2 separate regions of the Homo sapiens genome follow, and region 2 is linked to region 1. A link is a loop called in an ENCODE intact Hi-C map of the cell type or tissue named here. Cell type or tissue: Calu3. All regions are shown on one strand. Each heading gives the region's core, and the rest is flanking DNA. Links, peaks and the distances in the headings are about the cores only.

Region 1 (15,747 bases), core at 6,602-10,601:
AGCCAACAAGGACTCCGTGGTCTCAGACCTGAAACCAGAATAGCCATGACATTTGTGATGATATGCAAGCTGGGAGAAAGACCAGGCTTGGTGGGGAGCGTGAGTGGCTTTCTGGCAGCAGAGTGTAAGGTATATTGAGATACCAAGTAAAATGTCGGGTGGGCTGATTCACACGGAAGTTAGAGAGCGGTCGGGGCTAAAGATATAAATCTACAAGACAACTGGGTTTAAGGAGTAATGAAGCTGTGGGTGTGAGTGGGATCCCCTAAGGATAAAATATAGGGTAAAAAGAAAAAGGGACTCGGGATCCAGCCTTCAGAAGAAATCCCACAGTTTTCATGAACAAGTTGAGTTGGAGACACCTGCAGAGAAGCTAGAAAAGGCAAGGTAAAAAGAAACCAGAACCTTTGTGTTCTCTCAAAAAGGCCGCCTACGTGATGGTTAAGAGCATAAAACTTCTGACATTCTATAAGCCTCAATTCAAATACTTCGTCAATATGTCCACCCATGACCTCACACTTTCCTGCTCTAACACTTAACCCTGATATTCCCCCTAGAACCTACTACTCCTGCCTAGCCCTTCCTCCTCCGCCTCACATCTCAGGGTCTTGCAGCTTCTGTAGGTCCCCTATCTGTTCTCACTTTGTAATCATTATTATCTTTTCTCCTCCCCAGCTTTCCAACCCCATTATATATATCATTGTAGGGCTCATGTTGCCATCCTAAAGTAACAAAGACTATTACACAGTATCCTTAAAAACATAATTTTACAGTCTGATTTGTTCTCTTAAAAGGGACATAAAAGAGTATTTGAAATCAGCAAGACTGAAGCTCTACAAAGACTGATATTTTAAACATGTAAGTGTCCATGTAAACTAATCATTTTTAGTGGGCCTCACTTTACATTATTTGTTTCCTTTTGTCAATTCGATATTTAAATGACTGACTAGTGAAATTTCTTGACCCTGTTTTTAAGGGCCACTGTGACCTACTTATAACCACGTGTCAACTTTAACACCGGATTCCAAAAACAAGGCACAATGTGAGATGAAATGATAATCAAAGTGGATTACTGGAGGTTTGCTTGGAATCCTGGTCTTCCATGTGGACATCGTTTTTTGGGGACAGCATCTGGGGCTTCCTTCTGCTACCACAACCATCCTCAAAGTATAGTCTGGAGACCTCGGTAGGTGCCCATGGCCTTTTTAAGGGTCCACAAATTCAAACCTAATAACATGAAGTCATTATGTGGCTTTTAAAATCTCATTCTCTCTCTAGTCTACCTCAGAGTTTTGATACAGTATCAAAGAAGACTATTCATAATTATCTAAAAAGAAAGCCAACATTAAAATGCATGCCCCTTTTCCAGCCACACATCTGGAAAACAGCAAATCACAACAGACTGAATACAGAAGCAGATGTAAGCAGGCAGCCATCTTCTATTAAGCAGGACGTTAAAGAGCTATGCAAAAATGTAAAACAATGCCAATCTCTCATTTCATGTTCTTTCATTTTGGGAAAAAAAAATTTTCATAAAAAGATATTGTTCATTTAGCATGTAATAGATGTACTATTTTTGTCTTTAGTGAATTATTAAATACTTTTTAAATTTAATTCCTAACATGGTAAGTATCTGCCAACATAACTCACATAAGCAAAGCTCTTTGGGGCCAGGAGACACATGAGTACTTTGGATCCCATGCACAGAGTATGGGTTCCAAAGGTGGCTGGGGGAGGGCTCAGCATTGGCCCTCCCTCTGCTAAGCCTGCTTGCCCACAAAGTGTACCTACTTCTAGGTGGCTGCTATGACCCCAGAATCCAAAAAGTAAATTGAGCAAAAGCCCCCAGCCCACAGTGTTTCCTCTGCCCATATAACATGCCTCTCATTCTCTGCAGATGGAAGCCCAGAGAACAGATATTAGACCAGGACTCGTATTACACCCAGTACCCATCAGGGCAGTTGGACAGTGGCTAGAATATTAAAGAACTTCTGTACCCCAAGCCACCAAAGCACTTCATGACCACTCCAGCTCCTGCCCAACAACTCACAATCATACTTGACCCCTTCTGCAAATAAAAGGGATAGAGCTTGGCAGGCTGACCCCAGTGCATCCTACCTAACCACCTCTAGCTTCCCCAGGACCCCATGGGCTGGCCCAAGCCCTCCCCTCCCTCATAGCCCACCTTAGGTTCTGCTCTTTTTCTTATATATTTAAAGTTTCACCCTTCCCCATCAGAACCCATATGGGCCCCAACACACACACCCCAACCCTCTCCCTTTATTCCTCTCCCCACAATCCCTTTGACCCAGGAGGGGCAGATTTAGGGGGTTTTATTTCTTTACTTTTTATCCTCTTCCTAATGTAGAGCAGCCAGCCTCTTGCCTAGATATCAAAGCAGAAGGGCCATCCTTGTAGGCTGCAGAAGACATTCTGATCTGAGTACGCTGGGCTCAGTCTTTGAAATGCCACATGAATTTCAGATCTACTCTTCTTCCCATGCCATAGCCTAACAACTTTATTACTAGTTTCTCAAGCTTTGTAGAACTCTTGCCCCCAAAAGTTCCTGGGGGTTATCATGTTTTTCTTCCCATTCCTTCCTTTCCAATTACATCATTTTAAGGCCAGTGATTATTAGACTTTGCCTCACCTTAGAATTTCCCAGGGAACTTCAGGTGTCTAGTTGAGCTGGTGTCCAGGTTGAGCCCTGAACCAACTACATAACAACCTCAGGATGGGACCCAGGGTTCAAGAGTGTTTCATGCTCTCTGGAGATGCCGCTATGCTGCCAAGACTGAGAACCAGTTATCTAGGCTGGATATTTAGGCATGTCTTCTTGATTCCCTGCACTTGACCCCCCTCCACTGACCCATATTTAGAACTGTCTGCGGAAAAGCGCCTCTTATGCCCATTCTTTCCATTGGAACTTCCCCTCCCTGAATGAATGGGCTGATAGAAGAAGCAGGCTATGAGTCAAGTACAAGAGTATTACACTCAAAACAAACAAAAAAACAAAAAAGCAGCCCTTCTTCAAGAGACACAAGCCCATTTCTATTCCCTTATCTTTTCACAGACCAAGTATCCCTGCATTCATTTGCCCTTGTGGTCACTCTCAGGAGAGTGCAGGGCAGATCTGACCACTGATCATGCACCAGACAAAGCCACATGTCCCACAAAAGAACCCCTGGAAGCTTTATAAACTACCAATGACTGCACCGCTACCAAAACCAAGTCACTCCAGCTTTCTGGGATAGGGTCCTGGCAGCAATATTTTTAAGGTTCCCCCAATAATTCTTACATGCAACCAGAGAGAAGGGCTCAGGGAATCTTTGCAAGTCCAGCCTTCTTCCTTCTTCCCCTACAAATATCTGGGTGATGTCTTGGTTGCCCCAGCTTTTTTTTTTTTTTTTTGGAGACAGAGTCTCAGATGCCCAGGCTGGAGTGCAGTGGTGTGATCTTGGCTCAGTGCAACCTCCACCTCCCGTGGCCGGGCTTTCTAGTCCATGTTTTCTTTTGTCCATTATCTTGTATATCACCTGGGCCACCTGTGCTTCTGTCCATGAGTCTTTCAGTCTGTTCTGCCTCATTCCAAAGCCCAGCCCAGACTCCTATCTCCGACTTCTTCGCTCAGATGGTTGTTGGTCTTAAATGAGAAGTACCTAGAGCCCAAGGGATGACAGCACTCATTCAACTGTGTTTTCTAATTGGGCTGGTCAAACGGTCCACTTCAAAATTTTTTTTAAGTTAGTAAATGCCTTTTTTACTGAAAAAGTAATACATACTTGTAATAAAAAAAATTCCAACAGCAAAAGTGTATTACAACAACGTAATCTCCTTCTACTTCAGTTCCCTATCCCCCCTCTCCCCTCAGAGAGAAGGACTTCTATGCAAATACCTGTTCACTTTTGTACATCTATCCTGAGGGGCTGGTCTACTTTGCAGAAACAACATAGATTCTTGTGATCTGTCTACTGAATAAGACTCTGTGGGAGGAAAAAGGAGGAAGGTCCCATGAATCTACCTTTAAAGACTGCTCAGGTGGTCAAAGATTGGATGGGTGTGAGAACTGCTGCCAAAACACAGTACCTAACATGGCCTTTAGGCTTTTAGGGAACTTGGAAATATGATAAAAAGTGAATATATGTTGACCCTACGAAAGTTCATCTGTTAAAGTCCTAACCCCCAGTACCTCAGAATGTAACTGTGTTTGGACATGAGGTCTTTAAAGAGGTAATTAAGTTAAAATGAGGTCTTTCCCATGGGCCCCAATCCAATCTGATTTGTGTCCTTTTAAGAGGAGGAAATTGGCCAGACGTGGTGGCTCACGCCTGTAATCCCTGTACTTTGGGAAGCCGAGGCGGGTGGATCACTTGAGGTCAGTAGTTTGAGACCAGCCTGGCCAACATGACGAAACCCCGTCTCTACTAAAAATACAAAAAATTAGCCAGCCGTGGTGGTGTGTGCCTGTAATCCCAGCTACTCGGGAGGCTGAGGCAGGAGAATCGCTTGAACCTGGGAAGTGGAGGTTGCAGTGAGCCAAGATCACGCCATTGTACTCCAGCCGTGAGACTCTGTCTCAAAAACAAAAACAAAAAAAAACAGAAGAGGAAATTTGGACACACAAACAGAGGCAGCAGGGAGACACACACACACACACAGAGGAAATACCGTGGGAGGACATGGCGAGAGGCCAGCCATCTGCAAACCCTGGAGGAAGGCCTCAGAAAAAACCAAACCTGCAGACACCTTGATCTTGGACTTCCAGCTTCCAGAACTACATGAAAATAAATTGCTGTTATTTAAGCCATCCAGTCTGTAGTAATTTGTTATGACAGCGCTAGCAAACTAATACAGTAAGTTAGTTCTATCCTGGTCACCTAGAGATGCTAAGGAAGGCTATAAACAGATTTATAGACATTGGAGACTCCTAAAATGAGGTCATCAGCCCCAAGGCCATGGGGCCCCTTTGCAGGTGAAACCACTTCACAGCAGGTTTCTTTGTGTGGTTCAGTTGGTAAATTTTTGGCCAAGATACAAAGCAAAGGTTGCCTTATACCAACTTCTACCCAGCATAGTGAGAATGAGGTTTTCAGGCTTTCTGGATGAGGTTTAGCATTTCTCTAAAATTTAAAACATGAATGCCAGAAAGTGGTACACATACACATCTAACATAACTGGAGAAGACCATGTGGTGGTAGGGAGGCTTCCTGATGAACAAGTATAGCTGCAACTGACAAAGAACTGTCTGAGTAGCCCAGTGCAGCAAGTTCAGCTCACTCTCTACCTTATACCAAAGGCCTCGGCTTTCTCATGCCTAAGCACATGTCACTGCGTGTGTGTGAAGGGGGGTGATGGGGGAGAAGGAAGGGATTAAGGCAGTATGGCTTCTGCAGAAGAGCTGGGACTGCAAAACCAGTGCCTTCTGATGGAAAGCCAACACATGAGGAGGAGACACCTGGTTTCTTCCTGCTTTGAAAGTGGACCTGGCTTTGATCAATAAGCTATTACAAATATGATGCACAGTTGTGAGAGAAAATAACTTCTGTTTCAGAGGAAATGGCACAGATGAAGGGACCGCCATTGCCTTTGAAAGTCAATACCACCCCCTGTAGTGATGTAGCAGCCACAGCCATATGCAATCACTGTGGCTGAGCCGGGCAGCAGGCAGTCTGCTGATTACTGGAATAGCGCTGCCTCAAAAAGCCTGCAGAGGCGAGGCTTCCTTTTGAATCAGTGCAATGGTCAACAGAGAGGTCTTTCTTTTTTCTTTTCTTATCCTTTTCTGCCTAAACTCTAGAAGCGGACAATAACCATCAGAGATCTGTTCTGTTACAAATCCAATATATGCAGTCTGCCCTTCTGGGCACTCTATCAACAGATCTGCCCCAGCCCACCAATCTTAAATCACACTGTCTACAATGCTCTCAAAAATATTTTATCACAGACAGTGCAATATTCTGTGTGTGCCTTTCCACTGAAATTATAATTCTAGAGGCATCAGTTGCCCTAATAAGAAACAGAGAGTCCAGCTGTAATCTGATGGAGTTACAGTCAAGAAGCCATTGCTTTGTAAAGCTGATATGAACGCATCTGAATTTCAACCTCCAACCTGTACTGTGATTATTAGCACATCCAGGGTTAGGGATGGGTCTTTACTGGTGAAAATAGTGGCCTCTAAAATTTCTATGATGAATGTTATAACTAGCTTCTTAGTGTGAAATTAAAGCTATCCAAGATATGGGTATTGGTGAAAATATTTTAGAGTTACCCCAACCCTTATACAAGGTATATGGATCCTGAGAGACCTGTTAGCTTCCCCGCCTCCCCAGGCAACTTGGGTCTAGCCACCAAGGTGAGAGGTTTCTGCCTATCAGAGGGTGACCACAAAACACAGAGAACTGGGACTTCACGAATCTTACAGAACTGGTTGGATTATCTCTCGTGTCTTTTGCTAATAGTATTTGTTTAGTAAATGTCCATATGGGTAGCAGAATTTGGTTTGGGACTGGCTTTCTTTAAACTGGCATTTGAGGTTACAGGAGAATGGCTAAACCTCAGCCACCTTTCATTTTTTGGAGGCTACATTTTATACCAAAAAGAACCTAATTGGTTTAGGTCAGTTTAGAAAACGTATCCATCATTATTCTCCAGACGGGCTGAAGCTCTGCGAGCCTTGTCTCTGTTACTTGTCCTCCCTTCTCTAACCGCCGACCCAAACCGCCGACCCAAATTCTAGACCTCCCTCAGGGTTCAGCCACTTGAAGATCATTTCCACTTGAAGAACACTTTCTATGGAAAGTATTCCTCACCTAATGGCTTTACTTTGTGCCCCAAAAACAAGGGCTAAAGAAATCACGCTAGACTTTATCCACTTTGCCATGCCTGTTTGGCAATGTTGTTTAGGTCTTAACACTTCATGCCTATATTCTAAGTCCTTGCAAGGCAAGGACCTCATTTGCCACACTAGTTAATTATTTTGTATCTCCCCAAGCAATAAATCCAATCCCATGAACACAGCAGGACTTGCTAAATGCACCCACTGCTTCTGCATCTACTGTGTGCATGACAACTTTGGGGCTAAGAAGGGAGACAACAATTTGGCTCCGATCCCCAAGAAGTCATCCAGGAGAAGAGAATGAATGTCGATGGTTCAGAGAGGCAAGTCTCTTAGCCTCTGCACTCAAGCATTTTACCATGAAAACATCTGTGTTATGTAATTTCTAGGGCACCAGGAAAAATGGCTACTTACCCAGAAGACTAAGGATGATCTTAACTTTTCCTCCAGCTAATTATTTAAAGGGATGTAACATGAGGTTTTCTTAAAACAAAACAAAACAAAATAACAGCTAGATATGGCTGGGCACGGTGGCTCATGCCTATAATCCCAGCACTTTGGGAGGCCAAGGTGGGTAGATCACAAGGTCAGGAGTTCCAGACCAGCCTGGCCAATATGGTGAAACCCCGTCTCTACTAAAAATACAAAAATTAGCTGGGCGTGGTGGCGCATGCCTGTAATCCCAGCTACTCGGGAGTCTGAGGCAGGAGAATCACTTGAACCCAGGAGGCAGAGGTTGCAGTGAGCCGAGATCACGCCGCTGCACTCCAGTCTGGGTGACAGAGCAAGACTCCATCTCAAAAAACAAAAAAACAAAAAACAAACAAAAACACCTAGATTTGCAACTGGTGTGTTCAAGTTAACAATCCACTACTGTGTGTGTAAGTTTAGGCTAACCGCACGTCTATACCCAGAACTTAGGCACTGGCTGTTTTTGACTTCAATAACTTTCCTGAAATGACAAAGTAGGCATGTATTATATCTTTGCCTAAAGACAACTTTTATGAGATCATACATTCCCATTCTTGGGAGGGTTCTTTCTTTTTTCTTTTTGCTGAATTAACATTTGAAAGAAGAAGTCATTTGGTTTTATTAAGCATGATTCTTCTACTTTGGTAGACTAAGCAGTTCAAAATGTACTAGGAAGATGATGAAAGCAACCAAACAATTTATCTGAAGAGAAAGATAAAATTACTAAGAGCCTGCAGATTAAAGAACACATTTTCTGTTTTAGATTGATATATAAACACAACACTTAAAGAGGAAACATGAGCCAAGGACGCATCTTCAATACAGTCCCTCAAATTTTAACTTTAATTAATCCTCCGAATTTCATAACAATGTATTTTCTAATGACACGGGGACTCACTTCGGAATTCTAAGTAAGACTGTTACTGTTCCCAACGCATCCTTGTGTTCCTAATGACTAAGCTTTAAACTATTAATACATATCTTAGGTTAATTAAGTGGGCTAATTTTCCTTGCCTAATAATTGTTCACGATAATCTAACACTGTTTAAGCTCCAAAATAACCATCTTTGAAAAATATACATCCTTAAGTGTGTCTCCTCCTATTATCAGTGGGGAAAATGTGACAGTAAATTACTGAGTAGGAAGTACAGAATTCCCAAATACAAAGGGGCCCAGATTTTAAAGTACTTCCAATTTTATGGCACAATAATCTAATCTTATCCTCACAAAGCCTCCTCATCTCCTGGCTCCAAGATCAGAGGAAATTCTTTAAGAGAGAGGGACGAGGTAGAAGCCGTGTGTACGTGGTTTTGAGACCTTCCCTAAGCTAGGCCTATTCCTGCTGGCCTCTAGTTATGAGAAAGAACACTGAGGCCTCTCGCACATGGCTTTGCCACCACCAGATGGCACATCACCATGAAAGCAGGTTACAGACAGAATTCTGCCACAGAAATCAATGTTTCTTGGCAAGCAGTCATGAAACAATCTGTTCCTAGAAACTCTGCAAGGTCCCAGGTCTTGGCCACTTAGAAACTCCTCAAGTCCCTTGCATGATCAGGACACAGAATTCCCAATTAAGAGGCAGGAAGCAAAACAACAGAGAGCCCTAGATGAAGGGCAATACTCTAAAGGAGAACATGTAGCAGCTGGGCCCTCCAGATTCCTGCACCCCTGTCCACAGACAGGCAGAGGGGCCTGGACAGGGATTAACCAACCCACAATATTCCAACGATCATGCGCACCACCCATTTCTTTCAATAAAACTTATCTGCAATAATCCTCATGCTAATTAACAATTATCTAGTGCAGACATTTACAGATGGAGGTCGTTGAAGACGGGAAGTGGACATGGAACTGCGAATTCTTGTTGGCTATCTTTAAAATGCTAACCGTGCCTACCATTGGAATGTGTATTTCTCTTTTGGACACTATAAATGCCAACTAACCACCCTTAGGACATAGAGTGAAACTAGCCCACACATATAAATATTTTACACCATCTATACTAAAATATTTTAGAGGAAAATTATAGACAGACAACAGTATGAGCTTAAGGATGGAGTCGGCACTCAGGATGTATGACCACCAGAGGAGTTCAGAGGGACAGGAGTGACTACTGTCTTCATTTCTCCATTCCACTCTCTCTTATACAGCCCAAGTTTTCTGAAATAGTATACCAAGGGGAACTTCTTTCCCTCTCAATTTGAACACAAGACAGCAAAATAGCTAAAGGTGGCCGAGTGTGGTAGCTCATACCTATAATCCCAGCACTTTGGGAAGCTGAGGTGGGCAGATCACCTGAGGTCAGGAGTTCAAGACCAGCCTAACCAATATGGTGAAACCCCATCTCTACTAAAAATACAAAAATTAGCTGGGTGTGGTGGCAGGTGCCTGTAATCCCAGCTACTCGGGAGGCTGAGGCAGAAGAATTGCTTGAACCCGGGAGGTGGAGGTTGCAGTAAGCCCAGATCGCGCCACTGCACTCCAGCCTGGGCAACAGAGCAAGACTCTGTCTAAAAAAAAAAAAAAAATAGCTAAAGGTGAAAATTTCAAATAAGCAGCCTCTCACAAGAAGACAAAAACTAGACTCTATGTAAATAGATATGAAAACAGTGCCCTCTTTAAAGTGCTTTTTTTCTCCCTGCTTAATGGTCTAGAAAAGACACATAATTGCCTTATAATCTTACAGAACCTCTATTTGAGCAACAAAGTTGAGATGTCCCAATGGAGTCCAGTTGGTGATTACATCATTAGAAGGTGGTTCCCAGCCTGTGGTCCGGTCCCCAAATGAATCAATCGATTTGGTTGTTCCCAGTTTTTTTCTATTACAAATAAAGCTGAATCATACAATATTTGGAGTGAAGATAAGTCTCCATTTCTCTAAGATAAATGCCCAAAAGTGCATTCGCTTGGTCATATGGTAAGGAAATGTTTAGTTTCATAAGGGCAGTCATGCAAGACAGAAGTAGGCAGAATTCAGAGAGGCAGAATTGTATACTGGGTACAGATATGTTCTCTCTCTGAAACTAAATGTCTTAGTTTTATACACAAGCTTCACAACTTACCACCCATCAGATCCTCATTGATCAAATGGAGATTATAATGATAATGAGGCCATTTCAACAGCATCATGGTGATGATTTGATTAGTTAATTCATGACATGTTCTTAGAACCACCTCTGACAAACACTATCCTTTCCACAGATGTTAGCTACTAAAATTTGCATGATTTCAGCCACCAGTAAGATTTAATATTTTACCCTATATTCATTAACTTACTGAATTTCTTCTCTTATGGATTAAATGTTCATGCTTGAAAATACAAGAAAAGATTTCATTTTGTTTCAGTATCAAATGCAGCACTGCATTCAAGAAAGCTTAAACACAGAAACATCCCGCCAGTGGGGCAGAGTACAGTCGATTTACACAAGCCAGAGTTATATGTTTCATTATGTATAGGATATCACTCTATAGTCTAAGATACACTTGCTCAAATGGTTTTTTTTTTTTTTTTTTTTTAGACGGAGTCTGGCTCTGTCGCCCAGGCTGGAGTGCAGTGGCGTGATCTCGGCTCACTGCAAGCTCCGCGTCCCGGGTTCATGCCATTCTCCTGCCTCAGCCTCCCGAGCAGCTGGGACTACAGGCACCTGCCACCATGCCCGGCTAATTTTTTTTTGTATTTTTAGTAGAGACGGGGTTTCACCGTGTTAGGCAGGATGGTCTCGATCTCCTGACCTCGTGATCCGCCCGCCTCGGCCTCCTGCTCAAACGGATTTAATTTGCGTGGGGAAGAATAATGCTGGTTGCATTCAGCCGCAACAGAGCAGTTGATCAGGAACAGACCCTGTCTGAGAAGCGTGTCTCTGTTTGCACTAGTCGTCCTCGGAGGACACAATACCTTGGCTCAGATTCGCAGCTGCTTTGCTTTGTACCCTTCACTCACTCAGTAAATAGGTACTAGTGCCTCCCATTAGGGCCCTGGGTTGGACCCTGAGAAGACCACAGAGAAGGGTAGGCATCTCTCCAGGAGCTTTGATCCTGAACTTGACTTAAACACCAGAACAAATGGCTGTGAAAGGTGGCAAACAGCTCAATACAAATGAATGTCACAGTCTAGAGATGATGTAGCAGCAGAAAAAAGGAATTGCTAGAGATTGTAGGGGACAAAGTAAAGATGAAATAAGACTTCTTACAGAAAGCGACTCTGGTGAGACTAAGCTACCAGAGAACCTGTTTGGGCTGAGAGAAAACCATCAGCCTAGAAAAGAGGGCATGGCCAAAAGTTTAGGTATGCACAGGGGCGTTCATTCTTCTGGAAAACAATGTGGCCAGAGGGGACAGTAGAAGCCAGGAAACAATAAGAAAAAAATATTGAAAGAATTGTAGTCTGAATGTAGAAGCTCTAGAATACTGACTGAGTTTACACTTTGCTCTGGGTATAATAGGGGCCTTTGAAAGCTTTGTAAAAGGAAGTGTACATCATAAGCAGGGTATTTTAGGGGATAAATCTTCCTGCAGTAAGAAGAATGAATTGGAAGGGGAAAAGACAGAAAGTAAGGCACTCTGTGGGAAAATAATTTCAACTGCGCAAGCATGAAGCGATGTGGATCCAGGCCGGAGACAGGCAAGAAGACTGGAAGTCAGATTGTTCTATTTATTTTCCGGAGAAAAAGAAAGCACACCTATGCTAGAAAAATAGCTTCGGCAAATGCCCCATATAATAAATTGTCCTTCACTTACTCCACCCATGTGTTTTTGCTTTAACTAACCATGAATAGCTGCTTCAGCACCAGCCTGTTTATCATCCTCCCACGTCCAGCCTAGCAGGACTGAACTGAAAGGATCTCAGAGTAGTGGACTCGCTGGACTGCAAGATGCTACTCCTGTTAATCTTCCATTACTCTTTGATGTTACGTCTGTCCCTCAGATATCACGGGCAAAGCATGCCAAGATATTACAGTTGACACCTGGGGTAAGCCAGTCTTTTATCCCCTATTATAGCTGTATAGCTCTTAAACATAGTGTGTCATTGAATACCATGCTCTACTATTTAGCCTTACTAAAGACCTGTGAGGTTATAAAATCTTTATTACAAATTTCTTATTCATAAGTTTATAATTTAACAGTATGCTATTGAGGCATACATGAACTGAGTGGGTCAACTACCACACTGTGGACATGTTCTAGAATGTTACTGTGCTTTTGGTTCTTCCCAGAGGGCTGCTGTCTCCCCAGATCCTGGAAGCAGAATCCCTGTAGAGCACATAACACCCCCAAATTTAACCCAGCCATGGCTGTCATTTGGCTGGCCAGCAACCCATGAGATAATTTCTTCTAAAATTTGGCTTTCAATTTCTGGTCCAGCATATAAGGAGCTTGGAAGTCACCACTCCACCTTAACAACAAGTCAAAAGCTAAACAAATGGAAACATCAAAAATTCTTCTTAGATCCATCATAGAGGTGAGGTCACAGGGCAAACTTCTGCCCCACAAACTGGAGAGACAGGCAGATACTAAAAATCACAACTTACTGGAGCAGAAATCCATGAGCAGAAGCCTCTTTGGAAAGTCACGCTGGGGTAGGAAAATCTGAACCGTAATTGACAGTTGCTATAAACTCAGCGTGGACAGGTCTGAAAGTTAAAAACTACAGATCAATACAGTGATCAGTCCCCACCTCCCCATACCCCTCACCACCTTTGAAAATTTTAATCTCATGGAGCTTAACCAGGTTCTCACGGTGGCTATCGGAGAAAAAATCACTCGTGTCTTCAGCAGGTAGAAGGGAAAAGTAACCATTTTGAAATATATCAGATAATTCTTTTTTAAAAAAAAATGTGTGAGTATGTAGTAAGTGTATATATTTCTGGTGTACATGAGATGTTTTGATACAGGCATGCAATGTGAAATAAGCACATCATGAATAATGGGTCATCCGTCCCCTCAAGCATTTATCCTTTGAGTTACAAACAATCCAAGTACACTCAGGTTATTTTAAAATGTACAGTTGAGTTACTATTGACTATAGCCACCTTGTTCTGCTATCAAACAGTAGGTATTATTCATCCATTTTTTTGTACACATTAACCATCCCCACCTCTATAAGTAAGTGAAAAAACCTACAAGTAAGTGAGAACATGTGATGTTTGTCTTTCTGTGCCTAGCTTATTTCATTTAACATAATAATCTCCAGTTTCATCCATGTTGTCCTTTATTTTTTCCAATAGGTTTTTGGGGAACAGGTGGTGCTTGGTTACATGGATAAGTTTTCCGTGGTGATTTCTGAGATTCTGGTGCAGCCATCACCTAAGCAGTGTACACTGTACCCAATGTGTAGTCTTTTATCCCAACCCTCACCCACCCTTTCCCCCAAGTCCCCAAAGTCCATTGTATCATTTTTATACCTTTGTGTTCTCATAGCTTAGCTCCTACTGATGAGTGAGAACAGATGATGTTTGGTTTTCCATTTCCGAGTTACTTCACTTAGAATACTGGTCTAGCCACCCAACAGACCTACCAGGCTCTGGGCTGGTACTGGAGAATGTCTGCAAGGAGTCCTGTGATGTGATCCATCTTCAGGTCTCTCAGCTGTGGATACCAGCACCTGCTCTGGTGGAGGGGAGTTAAGTGGACTCTGCAAGGGTCATTGGTTATATTTTTGTTAAGTGTGCTGGTTTTGTGTTGTTTGGCCTCCAGCCAGACTCTCCTTGGGTGAGGCTTGCTGCAGCTGCCATGACAGATGGGAGTATGGTTCCTAGGCCAACAGAGTTGTGTTCCCAAGGGGATTATGGCTGCCTCTGTTGTGTCACACAAGTTGCCAGGGAAGTGGAGGAAAGCCAGGAACCACAGGCCTCACTCAGTTCCTGTGCAGCCCAGAGCTAGAGAGACCAGTCTCACTCTCACCATGCTCCACAAACAGCACTGAGTTTACTTCCAGGCAGCAAGTGAGCAGGCCTGAGAACCTGCCCCAGGCTACAAGCCTCCCAGCTGATAAAGCAAGCAGACTCACAGTTCCTCAGCTGTCCCACAGAACCTGCAATGGCAATCCACCTCCTTCAAAGGGTCTGTGGATTCTTTTGGCTTTTCTGGTACATTCTTGCAGTAGTTCCTGGAGCAAAAGTTCATTATGTGGGTCTCCACATCCTGCTCTGTCCATCTGAGTGGTAACTGCAAGTTAGTCCTGCCTCCTAGCCACCACTTTCCCCCAGAAAATATCCCTGTTGCTCTTTTTAACAAGCTCTGACTGCAAGATAAAGTATTTTACCAAAGCCTGATCTTCTGGGGATGTATCAGAGCCTAATTGACCTGATGGAAGGAAAATACCCCCAATCAAGCTAGCTCTAGCCTTACATATAGGAGAAAGGACACCCAAATCCAGCCCCCGACATCCATCCTGTCTCATCTAAGGCTTGAGACCTACCCATAGGACTATGAAACACTGTCCTACATCTTACCACCCACCACACACTAAAGGCCTATTTACAAGACTTCCTTTTGCCCAGTACATCACATCCACATTTCACCAAACATGACAAGGCACACTAAACGGCAAAAAATACAGTCTGAAGAGACAGAGTAAGCATTGAAAACAGACCCAGATATGGCAGGGATGTTGAAACTATTAGACCATGAATTTAAAAAGACTATAATTAACATGCTTAAAGCCCTAATAGCAAAAGTAGATAGCATGTAAGAACAGATAAATAATGTAAGCAGATATCTAGAAATTCCAAGAAAGAATAAAAAAGAACACTAGAGAACAAAAACACTGTAACAGAAAGGAAAAATGCCTTTGATGGCTCATTAGTAGACCGAATACAGCTGAGGAGAAAAATCACTGAGCTTGACTACATTAAAACAGAAACTTCAAAAACTGAAAAGCAAAGAGAAAAAAGACAGCAAAAGAAACAGAACATAATATCCAAGAACTGTGGAACAACTATGAAAGGTGTACATGTAATGGTAATAACAAAAGGAGAAGAAATAGAGAACACAAAAGAAAAAAGTATTTGAAACAATAATGGCTTAGAATTTCCCCCAAATTAATGTTAGACATCAAACCACAAATCTTGTAAGCTCAGGGAACACCAGACAGGAAAAATACCAAAAAATTCCTGCACCTAAGCATGTCATATGTAAATGGCAGAAAATCAAGACACAGAAATATCTTGAAAGAAGCCAGAGGTGCAGGAAAAACCTTATGTATAGAGAAGCAAATATGAAAAGTTACATCCAATTTCTCTTCAGAAGCCATATAGGTAAGAAAAGGGTAAAATGAAATATTTAACATGTTGGGAGAAAAAGAAATGAACCTAGAACTTTGTACTCTGCGAAATTATTCTTCAAAAAATGAAAGAGAAATCAACACTTTCTCAGACAAACAAACATTGAGGGAATTTGCTACCAGTAGACATGCCTCAAAAGAAATGTTAAAAGTTCTT
Region 2 (15,747 bases), core at 6,007-10,006, 340 kb after region 1:
ACAGTTCCATGTGGCTGGAATATCTTACGTGAATGGTAGTAGGCAAAAAGAGCTTGTGCAGGAAAACTCCCCCCTAAAATAACCATCAGATCTCATTAAACTTACTCACTATCATGAGAACAGCACAGGAAAGACCTGCCCCCATAATTCAATCACCTCCCACCAGGTCCTTCCCACAACACGTGGGAATTCAAGATGAGATTTGGGTAGGGACACAGCCAAACCATATCAATGCCTCTATAAACCCACCAGGAACACTTCTAGAAAATGTTGAACACCTCCGAGGCCCCACAGAACCCTCCTCTACCCACATCTTCATGGCAAGGAGCTACCATGGATCCCCCTCCGAGTGTGCCCAGACCAGTTACAGGACTGGTTACAGTGGAAGGCAACTGAGAGGCATAGAGCAAGAGCTGCCCTCCCACTAAAGTCACACACCACAGAAAGAACTCATTCTTCATAAGAAGACTGGAGCTACTGAAAAAGGGACAGACACTAGCTGCCAAAAACCTGGCTGAAGTCCACAACATCACATCCCCTCATCTCAGACTCACACAGGTGCTCTCTACACCATCACACTGTTTACTTCAGAGAACTCCACACACACTAAGATTCCCTTGCTTATTTGTTTGTCTCTCCTTTCCAGAATAGGAATTCCATGAGGCCAGGGGCTTTGCATGTCTATTTACCGCAGAATCTCAGAGCTTCTTCTACAGTAGATACTGAATACATATTTGTTGAATGAATGAATGTGTCCCCAGATGTTTCTCATTTAAATGAAAATGATCAAACTGACCAATTTTTATAAGTTTAGTTAAAGATGTGACCATCTTACTTCATTACATCTCCATTAAGACAGTTTGGTATTTCAGTTACAGGTGTATGACTGGGAGTTCAATTCTTTTCTGTGATAAGTACGAATGACTCAAGCTACCATTCAATATTCACTTTACAGATATATGAAGCTTGTCTACTCACGTTCAAAGGTTTTCCTTAATTCGTCTTTTATCTAAATCAGTCAAGTCTCTTCTCATAAATGAGAAATATTAAATGAGTGGCAGCTCTCAAGAAATAAAAAAGTGACTAGCAGAAATAATCTGCAACTTCTGTGAATAAGATTTTTCTCAGTGTCTAAAATAACAAACACCATTTATGGACCAAAGACTAGGTGCCATGAGTTTTAGAAATTGGTCCCCACTCCACTGTTATGTGTACCATTATCCCAGTGGCAGAGATACACAGAAAGCCAAGGCTCAGAGGCAGTAAGTCATGGGTCCGAGGCCTCTTGCTGATGACAAAACTGGAATCTGAACCCACGTCAGGCTTACATTTACACATACATGTATACAAATGTACACATATACAGCTTAGATTCCATAAAATACAGTAATCTAGTGGTGGAACAAATTATTTCTAATAAATGTTATAAAATATAAACGCCTCTCTGAATCCTTTAGAAAATTAATTTTGCCATGAAGTACAAAAAGGAAAGAGATACAACTTAAGTATGAACAAAGTTATAGGATACTACAAACAGTTGGTAATATATACTGTCTTTAAAAATCATTTCTCCTTATCGAGGCATTAAGCCATATTGTTTATAATGTGAAGAGCTATTGGCATCTTATTTTCCTACCCATAACCATGACCATCACTTATTCATCTTTTCATGCATCCAGGTGCATGGAAAGGCAGTAAGTACAATTTTTAAGAAAATAGCATCAAAAGCAGATTTTAAATCTACCTGTTTTTCTTCGTTTGTTTTCTCCAACAGTTAAGGAAAGTAATAGTAATTTCTCATTCCAAACCAAAGACAATTATGCTCCTTTGCTAAGGACACAGCTGTAAGTCTCTACAAGATCAGGGAAGACTACAATATTTCAGAAAAACACTCCCAGTCAAGTTTATGCTTGAATGGGCAGCTGGAAATGCATCGATGTACAGGGCCTCTTTTCACGGCCTCTAAAAGTGCTTGCATCATATGCCCACACTGTGTCTATCCCCTCCCCCGTGACGTGGTCTGGAGTCCAATGTGGGAAAGGGAACCGGCAAGCAATAACTCGTGCATCATCCTCAAGTTCACGTTCAAGTTTCTTCTCCAACTGCAGCATCTGTGGAGAGTAACAGCTATTATTTTAGTGAGCAGTGAGTCAGAGGAAATGATCCCAAAATTTCCTGTTTTTAAGAGTCCCTGAAAATACCTGAGCAAAAATTACTACTTGTTAAAAAGAGCACTCTGGGACACAAACACATAAACAAACAATCCATTGAAATACAGAAGATACACTGACAGCAGTTGTAAGAACACCTTCTAGTATTAATTATAAAATATGCCATTTTTAGCAGATGTCTATCATAGATTTATAGTTTTCTAAATAAAATCAGGATGTGGCAGTAATTTTAATAAGAAGCAGTTTTAAATAACGCACTTCAACACTTCAATATACCTAGTCTCATATATTTAAGACATTATTTTTCCACCATTTTTTAAGAGAGAGGGGTCTTGTTATGTTGCCCAGGCTGGTCTCAAACTCCTGGGCTCAAGCAATCTGCCCACCTCGGCCTCCCAAAGTGCTGGGATGACAGGCGTGAGCCACTGCGCCCAGCCACATTTTTGCACATTTTTAACATCTCTGAAATCAGGACACATCACACAACACTAATTGTCTTAGAATTATAATTAGCAATTTTTTTGTTTCTCAATAGCAATGGTGCATCCTAAAATCAAGATCTACAGTCAATGAAATGTGGTATAGTTAGACTATGAAAAAATATGCACAATTCTACCAACTGGAAATATCATGAAATATTTCATAATTTTTAAAAATGTATCCATAATATACTGATAATGAATTTCTTGATAGCCTAACTTATACCACCGTTGTACCATTTTATTATCAATCTACCAATAAAGAGTTTTTATTATTTGCTAGAAGTATTGATATTTTAATTACATCAGCAAATTAACAACTACTTAAAAACTTATCTGCAGATCCTAAAAATATATTACCACCTTCACCACCTTCACATCCTAAAAATAATTTTTTTCTACTTTCTTCTTTTAACTTGCTATTTTGGGATAATTTCAAACTTCCAGAAAAGTTGCAATAACAGAACAAAGAACTCCTGTATACCTATACCCAGGTTCAAATAATTTTTTTTTTTTTGAGACAAGATTTATCGCCCAGGCTGGACTGCATTGGTGTGATCTTGGCTCAATGCAACCTCCGCCTCCTAGACTCAAATCATCCTCCCACCTCAACCTCCTAATTTTGTAGAGATGGGGTTTTACCATGTTGCCCGGGCTGGTCCTGAACTCATGAGCTCAAGCCATCTGCCCACCTCAGCCTCTCAAAGTGTTGGGACTACAGGCGTGAGCCACTGCAGCTGGCCTACAGGTTTACCGATTTTCAACATTTTGTCACATTTGTTCTCTTCCTCTCTTTGAACATTTTTTTCCTAAACCATTGCAGAAAAGGTTGCATACAATATGCTCCTTTACTTCCTTAATACTTCAGTGTGTATTTTCTAAGAAAAATATTTTCATACATAATCCCAGCACAGTTATATTCAGGAAATTTAACATTGTATTCCAATATAATAATTCCAAATAACACTGCGATTCTGTCATTGCCCCAATAATGTTCTGTATAACATTTCCCAAGGGTATGATCCAGTCCAGGACCATTTTTGCATTTAGCCATAACATTCCTTTGGTCTCCTTAGACGGAAAACAGTTGCTCAGTCTTTCTTTGGTTTTCGTGACAATAACATTCTTCAGTTATCGGACCGAGTGGCCCTGGCGGTGGGTCCTCTGATGTGTGCTCATGAGCAGTGCGGTGTGTGGTCTTTGGCAACACCCCACCTGTGAAGCTGTGAACTTACCAGGGCTCCACAGACACCCAGGAGGCCCTTCTGCTCTTGATGATGGCAGTAACCACACAGTGAAGGTGGGATCCGGTGTCTCCATTGTGCAGTTGCTATTTTTGCTTTTATAATGAGTAGTTTGTGGGGAGATGCTTTGGGATGATGTAAATCCTGTTACTCATCAGAGAGTCCCTACACTTGAAATAGCACTCACGGATGATTCTGGCCTGAATCAATCTGCTAATTCTGTCCTTTCTTCTAGATGTACAGTTGGCACTCTACCGTAAGGAACAGCTTTCCCCTCACCTGCTCTGCCTCTCTCTGTCTCCTTATCTACCGATCTGCTATAAGGACAAACACCTATATTCTTATTTCATTTGATGGGTTATAATCCATTACTGTCCTTGTGTATTCGAATGCTCGAATTCTCCTAATTTGGCCACTGGGAGGCTCTTGCCGCTGGCTTCTCTGTCCTTTGGACATGCTGTTATCAAATACTGTGAGCACTCCTTACATTCAGGCTTAACAAAATGTTCCTGGCTTTTGTATCTTCCCTTCCACAGTCCTGATTCAGCCTTTTTCTCAAAGATTCCTGGTTCCTCTTAGTGAGAAGTGATATTTAGAAAACAAGATCTAAGCAAAAATTATTCCTCTAAAAAGTAACCAAGATGAAATTGATAGGGCTTCTATGATGGTTTTATTCCTGGCCTATATCTTATAACCAAGTGCTCAGAAAAACTTCTACATGACCTACAGCTGGAATGAACTAAATTCTAATTCTTCATTAGAATCAATGCGAAGATAACACAGAATAAATTCTATTAAGGATGGAGGAATTTCTATTCTTTTAACAGCCAGTATAGATTAAAAAAAAAAAGTTTTGTTCCTTGAGGGAAAAATTAAATAAGCAAAGAATGAAACAATATGTGTTTTTCCAAAATATCAGAGATTTCTTATGGTAATTTTGTTCATAAAAAGGATAATTATAAACTTATTCATGATGCTATTATTCTTTTCTCTTTTATAGTTTCTTTTATTTCCAAATGATTGTCATATGCTAAGTCAAGATAAACCTAAAAATGAAAGGAGCTATTTCCATCATAAGAAATTAACTGACTAAATTACACATAAATATGCAATGAATCTGGTGCTTGATATCATACGCAAAGAGAAGCCGTGATGTGTCATGTCTGCGTAAAGGAATTCAAAATTATTCATACAATTATAGGTTTCAAAGTGGCATGAACTCATCCTATTCTAATTACATCTACAAAACTTTAAACATAGTTCTGAAAGGTATAAGATAACCCAGCCCTGCCACACACACACATCCCGCCCCCCAGGAACCCCGGTTTCACTGGGCCGCCAGTGTAACTCACTCCTGGCACTTCCTCCTCCCCAGGCTCCCCTCTCAAGTCCTACTGGTTGCCCCTAATTTCCTAGACCTCTAATGCCAGGGTCCAGAGCTCATGCCTTCAACAGCTCATCCTCGTGCTCCCCATGGAGTCTCAGCTACTCCCAGGCTCCATCTGTGCGGATGCCCAACAAACCTACATCTCCAGCCCACCCTCTGGCCCGAACCCCAGACTCCTTCTCACCCACCACTGCCAGCCTGATGTCATGTACACCCAAACTTCACATGCCCATGCTGACTTTCCCAGCCAGCTCCGCCTGCACCTTCCCCAGCATAGTTCAAAGCAACTCCAAGCGTGTGGCAGGATGGCCCGGTGGTCTAAGGTGCTAGACACAAGCTTCCACTTCCCAAGGCAACTCCAAACTTCCAGTAACTTGGGCCAACACGCTGGGGCTGCCTGTGACCCCACCTTTGTCTCTCTCCCCAACGTTAGATCTGCCAGCTAGTCCTGTGGATTTTATCTTCACAATGCACACAGAATTTGATGCTTCTCACCAGCTACTCCGTGGCCTGGACACCTGCAAGAGCTTATAACCTGTCTCCCAGCTTGTACCCACCCCTGCCTCCACATGGCAGCCTGTGACCCTTCTCAAGCCCAGCCAGCCCTGCATTCCTCTCTGCTCACCCAAGGCTCCTGCCCTTCCAAGGGCTGGTGTCCTTCCCATCCTGCTTCCTCTCTGACCTCCCCACGCACACTCATGCCACACCTGCCTGCTTGCTGCACTGCCCCCCACCCTGCCCGAGGCGCTCTTCCCTGCACGCCCCCTCCCTAACCTCAGAGGTCACCTTTGCAGGGATCCTGTCCCTGCCCCACCCCGCCCTTGCTTTGCTTTGCTCCACAGCACTTTTGCTTCTGCTGTATGATGCATCTTCTACAGGCATCTCATGTAATATCTGCTCTCCCCACTAGCATATGAGCACCTGGGGCAGGTGTGTTTTCTCTTGTACTCACTGAAGTATTCCAAGCGATTAGAACAGGGCTTGCTATAGTGGCCACACTTGTCAAATGAATGAAGGAAAGAAGGAAGAAAAAGTGATTCAGCTACGAGTTATTTTTCTTCACTAGAACATAATGATAATATTTTTGTTCATCAGTTCATAAAAGCCAAGCATGGTGGCTCACACCTGTAATCCCAACACTTTGGGAGTCTGCAGCCGGAGGACTGCTTGAGCCCAGGAGTTTGAGACCAGCCTGGGCAACATAGTGAGACTCTGTCCCTGCGAAAACTAAAACCATCAGCCGGACATGGTGGCACACGCCTGTATTCCCAGCGACTTGGCAGGCTGAGACAGGTGATCGCTTGAACCCAGGAGGCTGGGGCTGCAGTGAGCCAAGATCACGCTCTACTGCACTGCAGTCTGGGCAACAGAGTGAGACTCTGTCTCAAAAAAAAGAAAAAAAAAATTCATAACAGAATTTGTAACTAAAATTGGTCATTCTTTGAAGTTATGAAAGTAGATAGCTTTCTGGGAAAAGTATAAATAATGGGTATATTTAGACCACATTCATTCATTCAACAACCGTTTACTGAGTGATGCCTGTGCCAGTGCTGCGGTGCTGGAGGCCTGGGCCAGCTAGAAGAAGAAAGGCCTGGTCCCTGCCCCTGAGCTGATGGTGCAGTGCACACAGCTAGCAGTGTCGAAGCCTTCAGACAAAGAAATGCACAATAACCCATCTAAGGACAGGGCAACAAGGTACTATATGAGAGTAAAGCGGGCCGCTGGAGCTCGCCTCATTGTCATCAAGGACTGCCTTGCAGAGGAAAAGACAGCTGGCCCATGAGTGGTCAGTGCTGTTCGACGAAGTCCAGAGCCAGGGAGACCACAGTCAGAAGGAAGGAAACACCCCAGGCTCTGGGAAGAGCAGCAATGGCGAGGTCCAGGGGGCCGAGAGAAGGACGGAGGGCTGGTGCAGAGAGCTGAGGGCAGCATGGCCCAGGGGAGGCTGGAGGGGAGCAGGGGCCCCTGCGCACCAGCCTCAGGGCCACAGTGAGTATTTGGGCCTTATCCCTAAAAACGGCAAGAAGTCACAGAAGGGTTTTACACAAGAGCAAGGCTGATCTGCTCTGCACTTTGAAAAGATGCTCTCAGTGCGTAAGCTCATGTTAAACATGGATGTTCACAACCCCACAACTGGCTTGACCAGATCCAGATGGGATTCCTGCTCCTTTTTAGATAGATACATACTTGTGTGGAAATGCTAGGGCACCTCTGATTTTGAGCTACAACCGCACAGAGCTGTTAGGGATCATCAGTCTGGTATCAGAAGCAGGGGTGAGGGTTTACAGCCCCAGAGATTCCTGGCTCTGGGCCTCCCCAAGGCTCCCCTGGCTCTCTGAGTATCTACCTGGGCATCAGCAGGGAACGTCACATGGCATGCTGGCTTTGTGGAGTCACCCAGCCACGGCTGGGATGGTCGACTGGCACAGCACACGCCCCCTCCCCTCATGGCCTCCACTGAGACACAGCTTGATGAAGGCTGAAAGTAGGGGCCTCCACACACAAAACTTAGCCTTCCAAACCAACAGAAGCCATCCCAGCCTCCGCACCCCTGACCGACCCACCAGCATGAAGACAGCAAGCTGGCCAAATCTCTATTACAGGGAACGTGGACACTTTGTATCCTTCAGCTGCTCCCCTTTCTCCTTGGGAATAGTGAAATGGTACATGTTCCTTATTTCAGATTTCTCTACATACAGAAGAATGGACAGTAATCACAAAAGTATTCATAAATAATAAGACTCTTATTTCCCCTGATTGAACAGCTCCATAAAGTGAGTCAGTCTACTTCAAACATGGTAAGAAGCACCCGGAGTCGGCTCCACAGGTCCTGGAGTGACGATGACTACCAAAGGCCACTGCTGCCCCCCGCTGGGACAAGTAATCCTGATTTCATCATCCTGCCTCTCCACAACGCATGGAATTTCCAGTAAATGCTAACATTCTATTTTTATAAAGCACAGATTCAAATTAAAGTTACTTGTCTCCAAAAAGCTAACAATTCCATTTTAGAACGAAAGCCCAAACATCACAGGTAATAAATCACCATCAAAATTGCGTATCAATCTATGATCCCAATCAGTTTTTTAAAAATGACCAGGGAGTGTGCCCTTCTACCTCATTTCACTTCTATAAGAAAAGGCTGAATACCAAAGTTTGGTCTTAATTTTAGGCCTAATGAGAATTATAAATGTACAGGATACTGTCACTTTCAAGAACATTTTACAAGACTGGGCACAGTGGCTCACACCTGTAATCCTAGCACTTTGGGAGGCCGAAGCAGGCAAATCACTGGAGGTCAGGAATTCAAGACCAGCCTGGCCAACATGGCAAAACCCCACCTCTACTAAAAATATAAAAATTAGCTGGGCGTGGTGGCAGGTGCCTGTAGTCCCAGCTACTCAGGAGGCTGATGCAGGAGAATTGCTTGAACCAGGGAGGTAGAAGTTGCAGTGAGCCGAGATCATGCCACTGCACTCCAGCCTGGGCAACAGAACAAGACCCTGGCTCAAAAAAAAAAGAATATTTTACAAAAGCATTTCTAAATTATATTTTAAAAGTAAAGAATATGGCATTATACTGAAGGTCTTAGTAGTAGAAATACATTTCTCAAGCACTGAAATGTCTTATACAAAAATTTGGGTATTAATTAAAAAACAAAATAAAAAAAGGTAAATTGTCTTTTTAAAAAATTAAAACCCTATCAGCTATATCACAGCATTTTAGCAAACATTCAATTCTGCCAATTTTATTATGGCTACAATGATAGACTTTGAAACGTGAAAAGGGATTTCTTTCCATGGTCTGTGCACCAGCAATACAGCAAAAGCTTCCCACCATGACCATCCTTCCAAAGGCTAAGGAGGGCCATTTTCAGTACAATACTGTGGCATTTTCACTTTTGAAAGTACATAATCAAAGTTCAATATGCCATCCTCTAGCAAATCAGTAAACTGAGGTAAACTGAAACTACTCAATGCTCATCCACCCAGAAAATTATCTTCCTTCCAAATGGGAGGAATGATCAATTCAGAGGGAACATCTCATTAACTTTCCGGAGCGATTTCAGCGAAGTGGAAGTGAGCGGCTGTGAAAACTGCAAACTACATTAGACACGGGACCTCAGAAAGCAGTTTCCAAACTGGAATGTTTAAGGCTTAGGGAAATCATTGAGAATTTAATCTGAAGCCAAAGTTTAAAAGTATGACTGAATCTTTTATGATTAAACTTCTAAGACTCTGAAGTATTTTATTAAATCAATGAACTGAAATCCAGTGTTCCCTAAAATCTCTGGGAGGCCATCACCCTCACACGGGTGAGTGGTGGTGTTGTGGCTGGAAGGGCCTTCAACATCATCTAACCCCAAACAGAGAGCAGGAAAGTGCATACTCACCATCTGAGGCACACCGAAAATAACAACGTTCGAGTACTGCGAAAAAGTAACCTGAACAAGGTGGGAAAATAATCAGTAGATTAAGTGCAAAAAGCCAAACGTGAAGCTTAACTTGTTTTACAGAAATGGGTAGCAGTTTTCCATTTTACCAAACGGTGGGTTTTGATGAACTCCTAAGAACAGCGGCCCTCCTTAAGATTTCACAAGGAAAAGAATAACATGTTCATGCTCTCATTCATTTTAATTCAATCCACTGCAGTTTTCCAAACGCTTCCCTGTAAGTCATCCCATCTCATCCTCAGGGTGACTCCATCCAGGGCACGCCCCAGTGGTCATGCGTCAGACAGCTAGTGACCACACTGTGACCCCACTGTGACCAGCTGGTGGCACCGGGGCCACGTGTTCCCGCACCAGTCCACTCTATACCACCAGCTTCACCAGAACACAGGAGACTTCAGAACCATCTGTTTTTTGTTGTTGTTGAACCATCCTTAAAATTTGAGTCCCCCTCCTCTTCTCTAAAATACTATGTAAAAAAGTGCAATAAAATGGTCTTTAGTTGAAAAACTGGGGGGAAATGTGCTTTGCCAGTTAAAATTCTTATTGCCCAATAAGTCTTATTTACTCTATAGAGAGATCGTTTATGCACATATGGCATAAAAAAACAATGCAAGCAAAACTCAAGTGAATTTTTGTAAGCTACTGATGACAATATTACAATGGAAAATTCTTATTTAAGAAAAAGCATTTTATGGAACATTCCTAAAGCAAAATTACAGGGCATTTTTAGAGTTTTTAGAGTACAAATAAATTTGGAAGTATCTTATACTTTATGAGGATAAGAAATAACCGTGATAGCACGATTCTCCAGCAACCATCTCTGTGTCTCTCTAAATATACGAATATGCATACACACACTCACACAGGCACACAAATGGAAAAGTCTAATATTTATCAATAATAATTTATAGGATTTCCAAATGAGATGAAAAATCTCATTATTTTGTAAGAAACAGAAATGACAACATTTTAATTTAGTAAATAAATTCTTGGAATTCACAAGACCTATCATATAAAAACTTTAAGCTTCTCTCTAAAGGAGACTATTTGTAAAACGTATCAATTTTACATATTTCATTATGCCAGAATATTCACTTGGATTTTAATTATTTTTCTTTTAATACATTTTTCAGTTCTCAGTCATACTAATTTTGAATAATAAAATTTTCCCTTGGATTTCTCTAGGGCCATTCTCTGCCTTACATACCTTCCACAAATCTGAAATATAAAATTTGGCAGATCCATGCACACCTTCTCGCCAAGCGCGGTATCTGGAATACCAAACTAGCCATGGGTTTAATTCATAACCAACTGCTGTGAACCCTTTCTTCGCAGCCGCTATGACCTGTGGAGAGAGGCAGGATTTATTCAAAATAAGAAGAAAAAATGAACATACATGGTCAAACAATATGAATATTTCCTATCAATGGTTTAAACATCCAATCAAAAAGCACCTCCCGTGACTAAGACATCATTTTAAAATGTGTCTCTAAAGCGATATAGCTTTGTGGACAACGTAATAGTCAACCCATGCAACTTAGTTTCCTTGATTGGTTAAAGACTTCACCTCAAGTATCAGAATAGACATTCAGGTTCACTTGGAACACCTCCATAATTGATTCTAGGTCAGCCAACCCCCGGGGAGGTCGAACAAAACATTGCTGAAAATCCACTGCATCTCTCCATCAGTGGGCTAGCACAGCAGCAGTGAAATGAAAGTGTCTGGGAGGATGGTTTTGTGAACAAGTAATAATATGCAATAAAAATAACCTGTCAATGAAAAATCTGCAATTAGTTACATATTTCCTTTGTAGTTAATGACTGTTTACTCAAAACTGAAAACAGGTAAAAGTAAAATGAAATGAATCCCAATAACGTCAACTGTGGAATCCCACTGGCCTCCGGAGAGTGGGAGGGATGTGGGGCAGTCCTGGGTTCTCTCTGCCTGTTCTGTCCTGCCCCATTCTTTAAGGGAGCATCCCTTGACTCAGCTGTCCCACCTAAGATAGTTCCCAAGTACTACAGTGCTGCAAGAAAACATTTTCTCAGAAACCACAGATACTCTTCAAATACGTAAAGCATTCAAATATGAATTTCAAAACTTTCTCCTTGATTTATTGATATGGTTTGGCTCTGTGTCCCCACCCATATCTCATCTTGAATTCCCATGTGTTGTGGGAGGGACCTGGCGGGAGGTAACTGAATAATGGGGGCAGGTCTTTCCCATGCTATTCTCATGACAGTGAGTAAGTCTCACAAGATCTGATGGTTTTATAAGGGGGAGTTTCCCTGCGCAAGCTCTCTCCTTGCCTGCCACCATCAATGTAAGACATGACTTGCTCCTCCTTGTCTTTCACCTTCCACCATGATTGTGAGGCCTCCCCAGCTGTGTAAAACCGTAAGTCTAATCACCTCTTTCTTTTGTAAACTGCCCAGTCTCAGGTATGTCTTTATCAGCAGCATGAAAACAGACTAATATATTTCTTTTTTTTTTGAGATGGAGTCTCGCTCTGTCACCCAGGCTGGAGTGCAGTGGCGTGATCTTGGCTCACTTCAGCCTCCGCCTCCCAGGTTCAAGCGATTCTCCTGCCTCAGCCTCCTGAGTAGCTGGGATTACACGCGTGCACCATCATGCCTGGCTAATTTTTGTATTTTTAGTAGAGAAAGGGTTTCACCATGTTGGTTAGGCTGGTCTTGAACTCCTGACCTCGTGATCTGCCCACCTCAGCCTCCCAAAGTGCTGGGATTACAGGCATGAGCCACCACACCTGGCCACTAATAAATTTCTTAGAAACAAATAGTGGCTCCCAGAGGGTGAGGGGAGGAGAGGAGTAGAAAGTTATTATTTAATCGGGGCAGAGTTTCAGTTTTGCAAGATGAAAAGAGTTCTGGAGATGGGTGGTGGTGATGGTGGCACGGCAACGTGAATATGCTTCACACCCCGAACCGTACACCTGCACATGGTTAAGATGGTAAACACTACGGTATGTGTATCTTAACACAATTTTATAAGTAAAAAAAAAAAATTAAATTAAAAATATCTTAACTTTCTAACCTCCTCGTGATTATTCTAGCTCAGAATCACAAAATCAGTCTCTATGTCTGTAGGAGCCGGTGAAAGGTGATAGAGTCCTGCTGGCCTTCACACTAAATGCTTCCATAGCACCAGCCTTTCCCACTGCTGCTGGAACTTTTCAGCTTATCTCTGGGATGAGGCTAAGGATGGTGCCACCCTGCCCACAGAGGAACCTGCTCTGAGACACCCACTTGCCCATCAGTGGCCTTTTATTTATAGGTGCCCAACTGCGGTCAAGTGAGAGAAGTTCATAAAAAGACTGATCTTCGGCTTAGTGAGGGTTAATCACTGGCTCTTTCTTAACTCTGTATTACCCCAGGAATTATTACTTATACATGGATAAATACAGACAAATGCAGAAGCAAACAACTATGGGGCAAAAATGTAAAGGAGTGAAATGCCATGATTTAACATATTTCTTCTCATGCCACCTCTGTTGGCCCATGTATTTTAAGAGACAATTTGATAATTACCAGTTAACTGTTCTTTTTCACCTGGCATGTTTACAGCACACTTCCTCCTTTAAGAACAAATTAAATCTGGGAAAAATGAATTCCAAACACACTGGTAGTTGAATAGTTTGGTCAAACAAACATAAAATGAAATGAGCACTCTTTCAAGCTGTCAGATTTAGTTAAGTCTTTGTGTAAGCCTTACTAAATGTAAAGCAGAAATTTTAAGTTCTGGTTTCAAACCTTAAAATGTTTTAGCAGAACTCACAATGCGTCCGTCCCCACTACCGATGTCCACAAGGGATCCTCTTCGGCATCGCAACATTTTCACAACATTTTCAATCTGCTTCGTAGTTGCAGGTACAAACGGCAAACAGACTTTTCGAAGGGCTGGCGTTACAAACGGCGTGGCTACAGCGTACACAGCCACCAGGGTGCCACCCACAAGCCCAGTAAGTAAGAACCCCCAGTTGCTTTTCTGCAAACTGTTGACTTCAAAACTTGCAGGTAGAACATGTCTTGACTGACTTTCTTCTTTAAGTGTTTCTAGGGGTATACCTAGATTGAAAGCAAGCAGAAGAGACACATGTAGCACCAAATCTGAAATCCAAGAGAGCATTTTTTTCTACAATTCTCATTGGCAAACAAACTCATGCTTTTTAAAGGATAATTTAGCTGAATACAAGCTAAATGTCAACTGTAGGATCCCACAATTAGTTCTAAATCCTATTAAGGTATTTTGAAGAACATTATTCAATACTATGAGAAGACTAAAATCTTTTCTTTCCAAAGTACTGATTTTTTGTGTGTCTAGGAGTCATCCTTACAAAACAATGTATTCAAACTTATCGAGTAATTTATTAATTTAATATCCATTAGTGCAAGTTTTAATCATGCACTACATATTTTTATGTTCTGAACTAACAAAGCCTCATAAACAAATAAGCATAAAGATGTCTAATTATTACCCAATTTCAAGTAGAATTAAAGGATTCCACATCAAATCTGGTCTGGCATCTACAATCCAGTTTCACCAATACAATTTTAAAGTAATAGAAGAGACAAAAATCAGGTTTTACCAAATATCTTAAATAAGTATGGTAATAAAGAGACTTTTACAGCGGATCCAAAAAGAACAAAAAATAAGGCCGGGCGTGGTGGTTCACGCCTGTAATCCCAGCACTTTGGGAGGCCAAGGCGGGCCGATCACGAGGTCAGGACATCGAGACCATCCTGGCTAACATGGTGAAACCCCATCTCTACTAAAAATACAAAAAAAAAAAAAATTAGCCGGGCGTGGTGGCGGGCGCCTGTAGTCCCAGCTACTCAGGAGGCTGAGGCAGGAGAATGGCATGAACCCGGGAGGTGGAGCTGACAGTGAGCCGAGATCGCACCACTGCACTCCAGCCGGGGTGACAGAGCGAGACTCTGTCTCAAAAAAAAAAAAAAGAATAAAAAATAAGATCATCATTTTAGTACTATCATAAACATAAAATAACGCAGACCCCAATCACTGATTACAAAGAAATGAATGGTACCTTAAATATCCTTTTGAGATTTGTCCTTTAAAATGCATTTAAATGGGATCTCAAGATTTTGAAATTAATATTGACAAAATTGATTTTAAAATTGATTAACAAGGAGCACAGTACAGGAGGTAAAAGCAGGACTCCTCCAGAGCCAGCCAAAGTTAGGATCCCAGCTCTGCCACCTCACTAATGATGGGACCCTGAATCCCTGGTCCTTGCTGAGCCTGTTTTCTCATCTGCAAAGTGGGGGTCACAGGGATATTGTGAGGATGAAATGAGTGTATGGAGGTAAAGCACTTAGAACAGGGTCGAATGCAGTTATAGGTTTCCTATAACTGCTGTAAGAAATTGTCACAAAATTAGTGGCTTAAAATAACACCATTTATGGCCAGGCGCAGTGGCTCACACCTGTAATCCCAGCACTTTGGGAGGCCACGGCGGGCAGATCACCAGAGGTTGAGAGTTTGAGACCAGCCTGACCAACATGGAGAAACCCCATCTCTACTAAAAACACAAAATTAGCCGGGCGTGGTGGTGCATGCTTGTAGTCCCCAGCTACTAGGGAGGCTGAGGCAGGAGAATCGCTTGAACCCGGGAGGCAGAGCTTGCAGTGAGCCGAGATCACACCATTGCATTCCAGCCTGGGCAACAAGAGTGAAACTCCATGTCAAAAAAAAAAAAAAAGAAAAGAAAATCACCATTTATTATCATACAGTTCTGGAGGTCAGTCTGAAATGAATTGGCAGGCCTGCGTTCCTTCTGGGGGCCCTCGGGCAGGTTTTCTTGTCTCTTCCTGCTTCCAGAGGCTGCCCACATTCCTAGGCTCTTGACCCCACATCACTCCAATCTCTGCTTCTGTCCTGACATCACCTTCTCTCACATGCCTGGCTCCCTCTTAATTTATAGGAACCCTCATGATAACACTGGGCCCACATAAATAATCCAAAATAATCTCC

What was found. A loop is a pair of places that touch in the nucleus more often than their neighbours do. Peaks named below come from ENCODE experiments on the same cell type or tissue, not always from the same donor. Only the 100,000 strongest peaks of a DNase experiment are listed, where the experiment ranks them.
Region 2: a loop joins it to region 1, with 22 times the contacts of the local background. A loop is called at or near these places in 2 of 110 quality-filtered maps.

Annotation. Positions count from the first base shown.
Region 1 is chr5:9,889,815-9,905,561 of GRCh38, forward strand. LINC02112 (long intergenic non-protein coding RNA 2112) reads right to left here and starts at 14,010. Exons shown (of 13, transcript NR_027112.2): 1 at 13,711-14,010; 2 at 12,838-12,939. It also overlaps a transcript of TAS2R1 not described here. RefSeq lists an enhancer at 5,384-5,885. In Calu3, for the core only: CTCF peaks have their summits at 8,720 (motif pointing right) and 8,926; a DNase peak (open chromatin) is centred at 8,707.
Region 2 is chr5:10,225,537-10,241,283 of GRCh38, forward strand. ATPSCKMT (ATP synthase c subunit lysine N-methyltransferase) reads right to left here. Exons shown (of 5, transcript NM_199133.4): 2 at 13,531-13,820; 3 at 10,942-11,079; 4 at 9,675-9,725; 5 at 1-2,111. The coding sequence ends at 1,905. Among named protein-coding and RNA genes, the nearest start is that of ATPSCKMT, 16 kb to the right of the region's middle. In Calu3, for the core only: no CTCF peak of the experiment used is centred there; a DNase peak (open chromatin) is centred at 8,125.